Regions from separate parts of the Homo sapiens genome. Here region 1 is linked to region 2. The links are chromatin loops, found by intact Hi-C in ENCODE. Cell type or tissue: CD14-positive monocyte. All regions are shown on one strand. Links, peaks and the distances in the headings refer to the core of each region. The heading gives the core; the rest is flanking DNA. Region 1 has its middle 29 kb from the start of BCL6. Region 2 overlaps LOC105374264 (a long non-coding RNA gene).

Region 1 (5,387 bases), core at 166-5,165, 82 kb after region 2:
TACTAAGCATTCACTGGAGGTTAGCTATTTTTATTGTGCTTCTATTGCTGACTCTAATTGTTTGTATATTTGAACTGAAGAATTCTCAGTGAGTTTTAGAAGGAAGAGAAGATGCTTACATATCACTTGGGTATGAAACAAGAGTATAAATCATACATCTTACATCTCATAACAACTTTATTCACAAGATGATCTTCTTTCATCAGCCCAAGGACTGGCTTCTCTAAACTGCCACATAATTGTCCTCTGCAGTAGAACTCCCCATAGACCATTATGTTTTATGTTTATGGACTTTCACCCAAGACTTTAACAGCAGCAATGGAAGGATTCTGCTAAAATCTTATGTTTCATTTTCTTTTACTTTCGGACCATTGGAACTATTAGAACCCATGATCTATTGTTCGTATATAAATATTACTCTAACCTGGAAAGTAGCTCTTTCTTTATTAAGGCAAATATTTATTTAATCCATGTTTTCTATTTAAAACATCAAAATATATATTTTAAAAATGCATACATTAAAGAAAAAAATGTATGCAAAGAATTTATAACCAAATGCTGGACTTAGCATTACTGCAAAAAAATCCCACAAGTTCTGATTTTCAATTTTGCAGATAGTCTTTACTATAAACATGTTTTAGTATAAACAATTTTTAAAATTATGACTGGTAAATAAATATTTCAGAATGTTATTTATTTATTTAAGTTTGTATATCAAGCATTGCCGCTTAACACCAGATGCTACAGTTTTAATTTGCATTACTATTATTAATTTAATACATTAATAACATGCATTAAATATGAGAAACACACCAATAAATAAAGGAGATACTTCCTTAACTGACTGATGAGATAATTAAACTAATAGCCATGGAATTTTTAAAAAGTCTCAAGTTTTTTCCATACCAGCACCAGCCATATAAAATGTGTGGGCTTTGTTGGTGGATGGGACACAGAATGGGTTTGAGAAATCTGGAGAAGATGGTAGACATGGTGAAAAACAGCACAGATTTTGAGGCCAGAAGACTGGCCTCTAAATCTTATCTCTGCTACATTGGCTATCGGTCTTCTGAGCCTCAGTTTACTCACCTGAAAAACAAGCATAATAACACCAATCTTACAGAGTCATTGGGAAGATGAGTGCTATAATGTACGTAAAGTGGCTAGATCACAGTAGATGCTTAATAACTAGCATCTTATCGGGGGATCATTTTGATTTATTTGCATGCAGATACAATCAGACAGTGTTTGCATTGTTTATTTGTTGTGTTTTGATCATTTAAAAGGCCTATTAGCAATCCTCACTCCACAAGGTTGCCACCTGGGGAGACTACAGGGTTGGCTCATTTCTCTGTTCCACAAAACTTTCTATAGTTCCTGCTCCAAAGCACATTAGAGAAACCATCACACCCTGTACATACTCAACATATTATCATTGATAATAAAGAGTAAAGCACTCCACTAGGTGCTGGGAGACTTATTTTAGTTCTGGCTTCATCTCAAAAGAGCTCTGTGAACTTGGGCTAGCTGCCTACTTTTTCCAGGCCTCAATTTTCTAGTTTCGGGATAAGAAAATCAGATAAGATTTCTTCTGGGAAAATTTCAGTTCCAAAACTGTATTAGGAATTTAATTCTATGATTTTCTGACCTAGGGCATGGGTTCAAGACAAAAGAGAAGAGGAAAAACCTGTAAAAATGACTAAGGAGCTAGGACATAATAACTGTCCATCTCATTTCCAAGAATGTGATATTGACCTGGTTTTCACATGATCCCCTAGAAGCCAAAATCAAAGTAGACCAGATCTAGCTCCCTTCTCTGTGACCAAGGGAAGATTCCCATATAAGCCTTTATCATCAATACCTAAATCTATGATTTATAAATATTCCTCTAGTCCTGTCAATAGATGTGTACTGTGTGCGGCATATAATTTTGTCTATCCATTTTGCTGACCAAAGACTTACATATAAGTTGAGAGTGGGGGTATATTCTGTGGTCATAGATCCTATTTGCATCCATTGAGGTCAGTAGCCATGCCCATAGCCCCCAGATATCATTGGTAAGTGCTAATTTGCTGTGGTAAATTTCTTCCTATAATTGAACAAATAAATAAGTCCAAATTTAAACTCTTCAACTTCTAAATGTGATCAACCATGGTATGAGCCACCTTGGAAGGTGGAGAGTTCCTTGCCCTGAGATACCTAAGAAAAATCTGGATAGACACTTTGGTAGGGGCATTATATGTTGGAGATTCAGATATGGAGTAATCCAAAAATTTTATGATTCTTTGGTTCCATTTACTCTTACCAGGCCCACTCTGGGAATGTGAGTAATGAGTTTTATTTTTGGATATATTAAAAAACAACAAAAACAACAAGTTGTCCTACCCTTTTGGGGAAGAGAGAGAAGCCCGCTGTGCACATGGGCTAATTGAGTCTTTTAATACTAAAGACACTAATATTCCAGGATTCTGAGCCATGGGGTTCTGCATAATGCAATTTAATTAAATATAGATGGCAGCACTGGGGAAAAAAATGTGTAATAGAGGTAACTGACATGCCCAAACCTGGACCTGGCAAACAGGAGGGGCCAAGATCACCTTACTGGTATTTGCTGTGGTACCTGACAATTACCTGCTGGCTCTCTTCTCCTTGGGTCCTCTGCGAATCTGTGAACCCTGCTTATTTTGTGCTCAATTCAGTGCCCACGGCTCAACGGATTGTTCTATGACTAGTCCAGTCCTTCTCTTGGCATGCTGCCTACTCCATGTCAGAAGTTAAAAGGTTGCACTTCCTTAAAATGCAGTATTTTCCAACAGAACCTGCATCAATCAACCAATTAGTATAACTACGCATGCACTGCTCACGGCTCCATGCTGGCTAATGATCACTGGCTTTGTCTTATGCAAGGCTGGTCTTTCCTCGATCCAGCTAAGAAATAACCACTTGAAAGGAAGTGCATGGGGAGATTTCAAACACAACAGGAAGAACATCGTGTCAAATTGCCATAGTCGTACAAAAGGCAGCATTTGCAGCATCTGTCCATACCTGGTAAGAGTGATGGGTCTCAGTTTGAACGCTGGGGTGTGGAGGGTGACTCAGGAATAAAAGAATGGCCTGGTGAAGGAGTGACTGAAGAGGCTTTCTGCCCTAACTCTCACTTCTTGGGCTCCTTAGCAGGCTCTGTAACTACCTCATTTTCCTGATTTCTATGACTTACCCTGGGTCCGTGCTGATTTGCTGCCTGGATGAAGGAGTAGCACAGACCAACATCGGTAGGCGTGAGAGTTGGGTCTGTGCACATAAAGAAGGGTTCAGAATCTGTACAGGACTCACCCTGGCTTCCGGCAGAACCTAAGACGAGGGAGAGAGGCCCATCCCTGGTGTACCTGAAAGGCCAGGTCCGTGCTTGTTAATTAATGCAAGGCACAGTGCTAAGGCCTGGCTTGCCCCGCTGTTCTCTCTCAGGAGCCACAAATGGGTGATAATACCACTAGTTAGAGAGCAGGGCTCACGTCTCTGCTCCTGCCCGCTCCTGTCTGGGTTTGCTATGACCGTCTCTGTTGGAAGAAAACTATTTGGCTCTAAACTAAAGTAAGTCTTATTAACCATCATCCTTTCAAAGAACACGATTGTATTGTTCTCTTTCTACCCTCTCTCCTCTTGCTTTGTCTTTCTTTTGGTTGTTTCGTCTCTGGTACTTGTTTAAGTGGGGGATTTAAATGTTTGGCGTGGTCACTACAGAAGCCCAGACGTAAGATCTTTGAAGCGGTTGGTGAAAAAAGGGAAGTGATACTATTGGGTGAGGGGTGACATCAAAGAGAAGCCTATGTTCTGTTCCCTACGGCGTGGCTGGGATTTTTTACTCCAAGAAAAGAATTAAACAACAACGCTTTCCAGGAAAAGAGTGACTTTCCTTTTTTTGCCCCTCCCATCTTCTTTTCCTGATCCATTCAGACATACAAGCAATTTTGTTTTAAGGAGAAGCCTAATGCAATTGAGCACTAATACTATAATTATAATTAATGAAAATAATAATATTCGAATATCTTATACCCTTTCTGTTTATCTTTGAACAACACAGTAGTAGTTACAAATGACAAATATGAATATTATCCCAGTTTTTCATGGAGGAAACCAGGGCCAGAAAGTCAAATGCCTTGCCAGGGTCATACATCTGATATTTACCATCAAAATATAGTCTCCAGTTTTTCGACTTTAGGCTCAGCATGTTTTTATCTACACCTTGCTGCCTCTTCCCACATAATCTTTTAAGATTAAGTCTTCAGATTCCAGAGTTGGGGCCATGGAGTTACTAAAAGGCCTAAGAAAAATGGGGCTTTGAAAAGGTCATATTCTCATCCTTCTTACTCTGCACTGTGCTTGAGTATTAAAAGGCTGCTTTGAAAATTCACTGGCCCATGATTACTTGACTAATGCCAGTAATAAAATGCATATATCAAAACCACACACTTTTATTTGATTTTTCTCAGCCCATTACTTGTCTTAGCTGAGTGGCCAGCTATGTGTAAGCCTGAATGGTAGGAAGGTTTTCTGGAAGCAATGACCAGTTATGAAGTTTCTGTTGAGATCCAGGGAGCAACTTTAGGTAAGCATATTTTTGTTATCATTCAGAGGGACAAGAGATAGACCTTACATCCAGTTCATCAGTGCCAGAAGGGAGCTTTGCCAACAGGGTCTCCTCTTTGATCACCACCTGGATCTCCTCTGGAATCCTGGGAAGGAAAGTGATGGATGTTGATCAGAATGCTGCTGTGGGCAGGGTTTTGAAGAAAACTAACCAATTGAGTGTGTCTGGCTGTGGGAGAAATTTTCCAATTCCTGCAAATAAGGCCAAAATTATGGGACCATTTCTCTCCTCTTTCCTCCTCTTGATCATTATCAGCATCATAAAATCAACCATAGGTGTGACTCTAGAGAGATGGAAGTACGGCGAAGAAGGAACACTCAGCCAAGGGGCGTGGAGTCCTGGTTCTCTCCAGGCTCTTTGTGGTCTTGGACAACAATTTGACTTTGTGCTCTTTAATGTTCCCATTTATTAAATGATGAGTTGGACGATACTGCCTTTGACACTTCCAGGCCTGATATTCTCCAATTCCTATCTACCTTGTCTCTCTCCCATAATTAACTTTATAATTACAAGTGCCTATAATACATTATTTTGAGTTTTCTACAGAGAAAAAAAAAATGCAAGGCAGATTAAGAAGTAAATTAACAATAAGTATTAACAAATAATTTCTAGTTTGAATATTTGTCTTCTTTTATATTTATTTATTTATTTATTTGAGACAGAGTTTCACTCTTGTCACCCAGGCTGGAGTGCAGTGGCACTATCTTGGCTCACTGCAACCTCCATCTCCTGGGTTCAA
Region 2 (5,387 bases), core at 133-5,132:
TCCTTCTACAGCAGCCTGGATACCTTTTGCTTTAGGCTAAGACCTTTCCAGATACACATACTTGACAGTTAAAAAGAGTTTCTGTCTCCCCAGGGGTTCCTCATAGCTCTCTCTACCTCTCAGTGTTTTTCTCTATAGTTCCCTAGAGCTGCTAAGTCAGCTATTTCAGCATCTTCTTTGGAATTCCACTTGACTTTTCCTTCTTACAGGCTACATGCTGTCTTTCCCCATCTGCCTTCCTTTAAAACATAGGTATCCCTGGGATGGCAGCACGCTGAGTGCCGCTGTCAGCAGGTGCACTGGGTCAGCTCTCCTTATGAACTGGAAGAGGGATGAGTGCCTAGGGTAAATGGAAGGAGAACTGACCAGAAGTTAGGATGGGGCTTGTGTCTCATTCAGTCCCAGACTTGCTGGGTGGCTTTAGACAAGTCGCTTCACTTCCCTAAGCCTCAATATTCTCTTCTGAAAAGTCAAGTGAATAATAACACCCACCTCATTGGGCTGATGAAAGATTCAGATGAGAAATTGGATGTGAAAGGACTTTGAAACTGTAACATGAGGTGATTTTATTGATCATCTGGAGGCAGGGAAAGAAGCCTTGGGGTAGGTGAAAATTCACTTTGCCAACCTCAAAATTGCACTAAGTGTTGGCCCTGTTAAAAAAGCCTGATGCAACTGAACATTCCCTTAATATAGAGAATGACGAATCTGTATTTGTTGCCAGAGTTGTCACATTCTTCCAAGAGTGCAGACTTTTATGGGCCCCTGGAAGCTCCGCCGGGGTCTATTTCTGAGGATGGGAACATTGTGCTTCGTTGGCAGGCTTCTTAAACCAAGGCCTCTTGTGGTCATTGAAGAATCTGGGTCTGCCTTTTCAATGTTGGGGTCAAGGTATTAGATCCAGTCAGCCAATGTTCGCTGATTTGGATTCACAGCTTCTGCTAAACTTGGTGCATTTTGCTTCTTTGTTTGATGGGGGTCTTTTTCTAGTCTTGTTAGATGACTGAGAAGTGGGAAAATAGAATGGAGCTGGTCCAAATCAAAGACAAGTAGCAGAGGTGGAAATGAATAAGAATAATGTGTTCTCTGGGAATTTATACAAGGACAAGGCTAATGAGACTTTGTTTTCAATTACTTAAAATGTAGTTTGTCATTGAAAAGATGATGTAATGTCTTTAAAACAGAAAACAAGCCAGAATCCCACACCATATCCAACTATTTGTATTTTTGCACATTCTTATCTATTTCTTGTCTTTTCATCATGCATGCATAATGTATATTTCATTTTATGGCCTGAATTTTTTTCACTTAACATTACATAATAAGCATTTTCCTTTTAAAGTTTGCATTTTCATGACTAGCTAATATAATTTTTGATGCTGTTTTATAATTAATAATGCCATTCCCTTACTTGAGACCTTGGAGTTGTCTTTAACTTTTTGTTTATTTGCTTGCTTTTTTGCTATTGTAGTGTCATGAACATCTTTGTACATTTTGCTTTTTGCTGTTATTGAGTTATTACCTTTGCATAAATTCCAAAATTCCTAACAGTGACATGGCTGGGAAATTATGTCTAGGCATCTTTATGACTCTTGTATTCTATTTTCAAAAAACAAAAAAAAAACATCTTTCAAGCATTCACTGTTTGCTCAAAGATTTTTCTACTTTAATATGTAAGTGTTTCAAATTTGTTTTCTTTTGTACTTTACTGTTTAACAGCAAAGTTTAATGCTTTCCATGTGTTTTGGGTTTCTTTAAATCATATTATTAAAATTAAAAAATATTCTGCCATATGTTTTCAGAATTTTTTGAAAACACCCAAGAAAATATCCCAAAAAATATTTCCTAAGGAGTTCACATTTCCAAATTAATCAGCTATAAGTGCTTTGTGGCCACAAAGCAAACAGAAGTGTCAAGCTAATTTGTCTTTCATTTATCTCATTAAGTGACTCTCATGTGTAATTCAAGTCCTGTCAGCAGTGTTTTAAGGAATATTGAAAAAAGACAGGGACATTACCCCCCAAAAGTTTCCATTCCAGTAAAGTTATTATCATATGACTGACCAGCCTTCAAAAATTGCTCAGTGTTGTAAGAAAAGGACAGAATAAGAGCTATGGGATTCAGAGAATGGGGAGATTATTTCCAGCTTGAGTGACAGAATGTGAAGAGTCAGAGAAGGCTTATTGGAGGAAATTGTATCTGAGCTGAATGAATAGGATGTGAGGTAGGGCCTATCTTAGGGTAGCAGAGGGAAGTGAGCTGGTGAGAATCTTTTGCCCATCTTATGTGAGGGAGCTCTTGACATTTTAACTGTCTTCTAAATTGTAGCCACTCCTTTCCAGATTGGGAAATGGAGTGAGGCAGCGATGACCAATTCATGGTCACATGAAAGGGACAGTTCACATGAAAGGGACAGGTTTCCACATAATGCGGCTTAAAAAAAAAAAAAACTTGAAGAAAACAAAAAGGGGCCAGTTTCAACTGACTCCATATAGGTCTTTCAACTTTCCATTTTGAAAGACCTATAATTCGCAATGAAGTTTATTACCTTCCAATCCCTTCTATAACTTGGCAGACAAAGAAATCGAGGTATTATTTGTTGCCCTGGAATAGACACATAAGGCTACTTGCTACTGGATGCGAATAGTCCAGAACCCTGGCTGTTCTGTTCCTGCTGATTGATGGTTCAGGAGGCTGAAAGGATCAAGATCTGGGCACTCTTAGGACCCACTGGGCAAACACTACATGGAAAGTTCTGCAGGTAGGTAAAGATGATTAATAAAAACAGTTTCCAGACCTAATCAGCGTGATATATAATAAATGAATTGGGCATTGAGACTGGTAAAGAAAAAAAATTATTATGGCCCTTGATTGGTCCTACCGTCACCACGCTGTCTACCATAAGATAGAGAATTTTTAGTGTTACACAGAAAATAACATAATACAACTCTGAAATTTTGATCATTTGTGTGATCAGATAAGTTGTGTTTTGCATTATCATTCAAAGAGCAAAAGCCTTCACTAGCACTCTTTTTTCCACCTACAACAGAAGTTGTCTCAACAATAGCTTAGACATCGATTAGAATAATAGGTTTGAAGGTACCTTAGGCGCTTCTAATCCACTCTTTTTCCCAGTGAAAGAATCCTTTCCATAGTTTTTCTGATAAGCCACTGGCACCCACTAACAACCCAAGCCTGAAAAGCATCCAAAGACCGGATATTTACCTATGAAACATGTTATGGACCAGTTGATGATAATAATGTTTTGCACTTACCTGATGATGTCATTTCAGTAGGTTCAAAACAAGGGATCAAATAATACTCCCATGCCAAGCAGGCAGAAAGGTAGCAAATAGATTTCTTAGAATCCTCATTTCACAAATAGAGCAATTTAGTTTACGTATTTGCTGATTTATTTAACCCCTATCTCGTTTCAGAATTGTTTCAAGTAGACAGGGTACTTTGGTTTCTGGATTCAATAGCGGTTGAAAGGTTAGAAAACAGTTTAAAAGAAGGGAAGCTCTTTGCATAATAGAGAAAAATAGATTTGCATGAATATATTTTGTAAAAGTTGCACAATTGGGTGCAATGCTTCTGTAGAAAAATTCCTGAAAACATTCAGTGCACCACTGTACTTATTATATTAAAAATTCTAGCAGCTGTGCTTTTCTTCTAAATTAAGGAAATAAAGGAGTATCATGAGCTAATGCCACATCAAAGTGGCATGTTTCAACACTTCAACATCATGTGTTGCCAGAGTCAAGTTTTCCAGGAGCCCTGGCTCACCCCTCTGTTCCTGGAGGCAGATGTTGGAGTGGTCACTCCAGGGCAGCGGCAGTCAGAATTTCTTGGTTCTCCTTCCAGATTGTGGCGAGGTACTGGATATGCTTTTTCCCACCTTAGTTAGTTTCTCTGGCAAATCCCTTTGCCATGTAAAGGGATCATGGTCAAATGGACACATTTGAAAGGTTGCCATGTGGAAAAGGAGCATAGGCCTATTCTGCATGATCCCAGAGGATACAACTAAGACTGACAAGATAGTCCCTGCTGCAAAGAGATGGATTTGGACTTTATATAAACTATGAGGAAAATAAGTCTTCTTAACTATTTAACACTTACAGGATAAACAACCTCATTTGACCTCATTTGCACTATTTAATTTAATTTAATTATTTCAACAACCCAAGAGGCAAGTATTATTAATTTTTAGGGACTGGGAAACTGAGACTCAGACAGGGTAAGTAACTTGACAAAAGTAATGCCATTTCTGAGTGTGCCAGAGCTGAGACTTGAGTCAAGCCAAGCCTTACACCTGCTCAGTCATGTGGAATTAGTTTATGGAATTAACTACTGAGTTAGACTCCCTTGTAGAAAATGGAGTAGGGAAAAACCCATCAAAATCAAACACAAATTAATAAGCAACAGGTTACTGTGCAATTTATAAATGATCGAGGTGGGTCTAACACCTGTAAAGGCATAGATTTAGAAGATGCAAATGCAGACATCTGTAGACATCTAAGGATGTTATAGATCCTGTTTTACGAATGTCTGCATATGCCGAGTGAGGATGAAGGCCTGCCCAAAGGATCCTCATGTAGACATGATCACTATAAACCATGTGAAAAAAGAATCCCAGGCAATGAGAGAGTTGGTCTTTCTGTTCCACCCCTGTCGAGGAAAAGAAAAGAAGCTCTTCCTTTCAGAACATTGTAGAAAAATTGATATTATGACTTAAAACTAAAATACTATGAGGTCCAGGGAAAGGGAGCAATTTTCCCAGGGTTCCCCAGCAAAAAAAGGGACAGGCTTTGCATAGGCACCTAAGTCCCATAAAACCCTCAGGCCTATTGAGGTTCCACTGAGCAGCACGGCCTGTGAGTCTCCATTCTGACCAGGAGGTTCTTTTGCCCCAGGCTGTGGGCTCCATGAGGGCTGGCGGGGCGCCTCTCTCATGCCTCCCACTAGTTTTGAAACCCTGCATCCCCACTGCTAGGTCCTCAATCAGTCTTAGGAATCTCAACCTACTTTCCTAAACCGATTTCCACTATTCCCACTTGCCAAGTTAAGGCACTCAGCTTGCCTAAAAGTACCAGTTAGAAATGGAAAGTGTCTCAGAGATCATCTAATTTAATCCTGGCATTTTACAGATGAGAACACAGGAAGCTCAGAGAGAATTAAGTGGGTTTCCCAGTCACTGGTAAACATTGTGCGTGGTGCCTATTATACGCCATGTCTGATGTTAGGAAGCCCCAGTGGCTATGATGACCTATGAAAATGGGACCTCTCCTGACAAGGAACCCACTAAATATCCAGTTGTAGGTGCCTGGTGGCTGAGCAGGGAAGGCAGGAGCTGAGATTCCTGGGTTCTGGTGTTTTATAATGCTGAT

Evidence for each region. A loop is a pair of places that touch in the nucleus more often than their neighbours do. Peaks named below come from ENCODE experiments on the same cell type or tissue, not always from the same donor. Only the 100,000 strongest peaks of a DNase experiment are listed, where the experiment ranks them.
Region 1: a loop joins it to region 2, with 1.9 times the contacts of the local background. A loop is called at or near these places in 2 of 110 quality-filtered maps.

What each region holds. Positions count from the first base shown.
Region 1 is chr3:187,771,808-187,777,194 of GRCh38, reverse strand. No RefSeq gene overlaps it. Among named protein-coding and RNA genes, the nearest start is that of BCL6, 29 kb to the right of the region's middle. In CD14-positive monocyte, for the core only: no CTCF peak of the experiment used is centred there; DNase peaks (open chromatin) are centred at 2,844 and 3,784; H3K4me3 peaks cover 2,796 bases; H3K27ac peaks cover 2,763 bases.
Region 2 is chr3:187,853,666-187,859,052 of GRCh38, reverse strand. All of the region lies in intron 2 of LOC105374264 (a long non-coding RNA gene), which reads left to right. Among named protein-coding and RNA genes, the nearest start is that of BCL6, 110 kb to the right of the region's middle. In CD14-positive monocyte, for the core only: no CTCF peak of the experiment used is centred there; a DNase peak (open chromatin) is centred at 2,332; H3K27ac peaks cover 439 bases.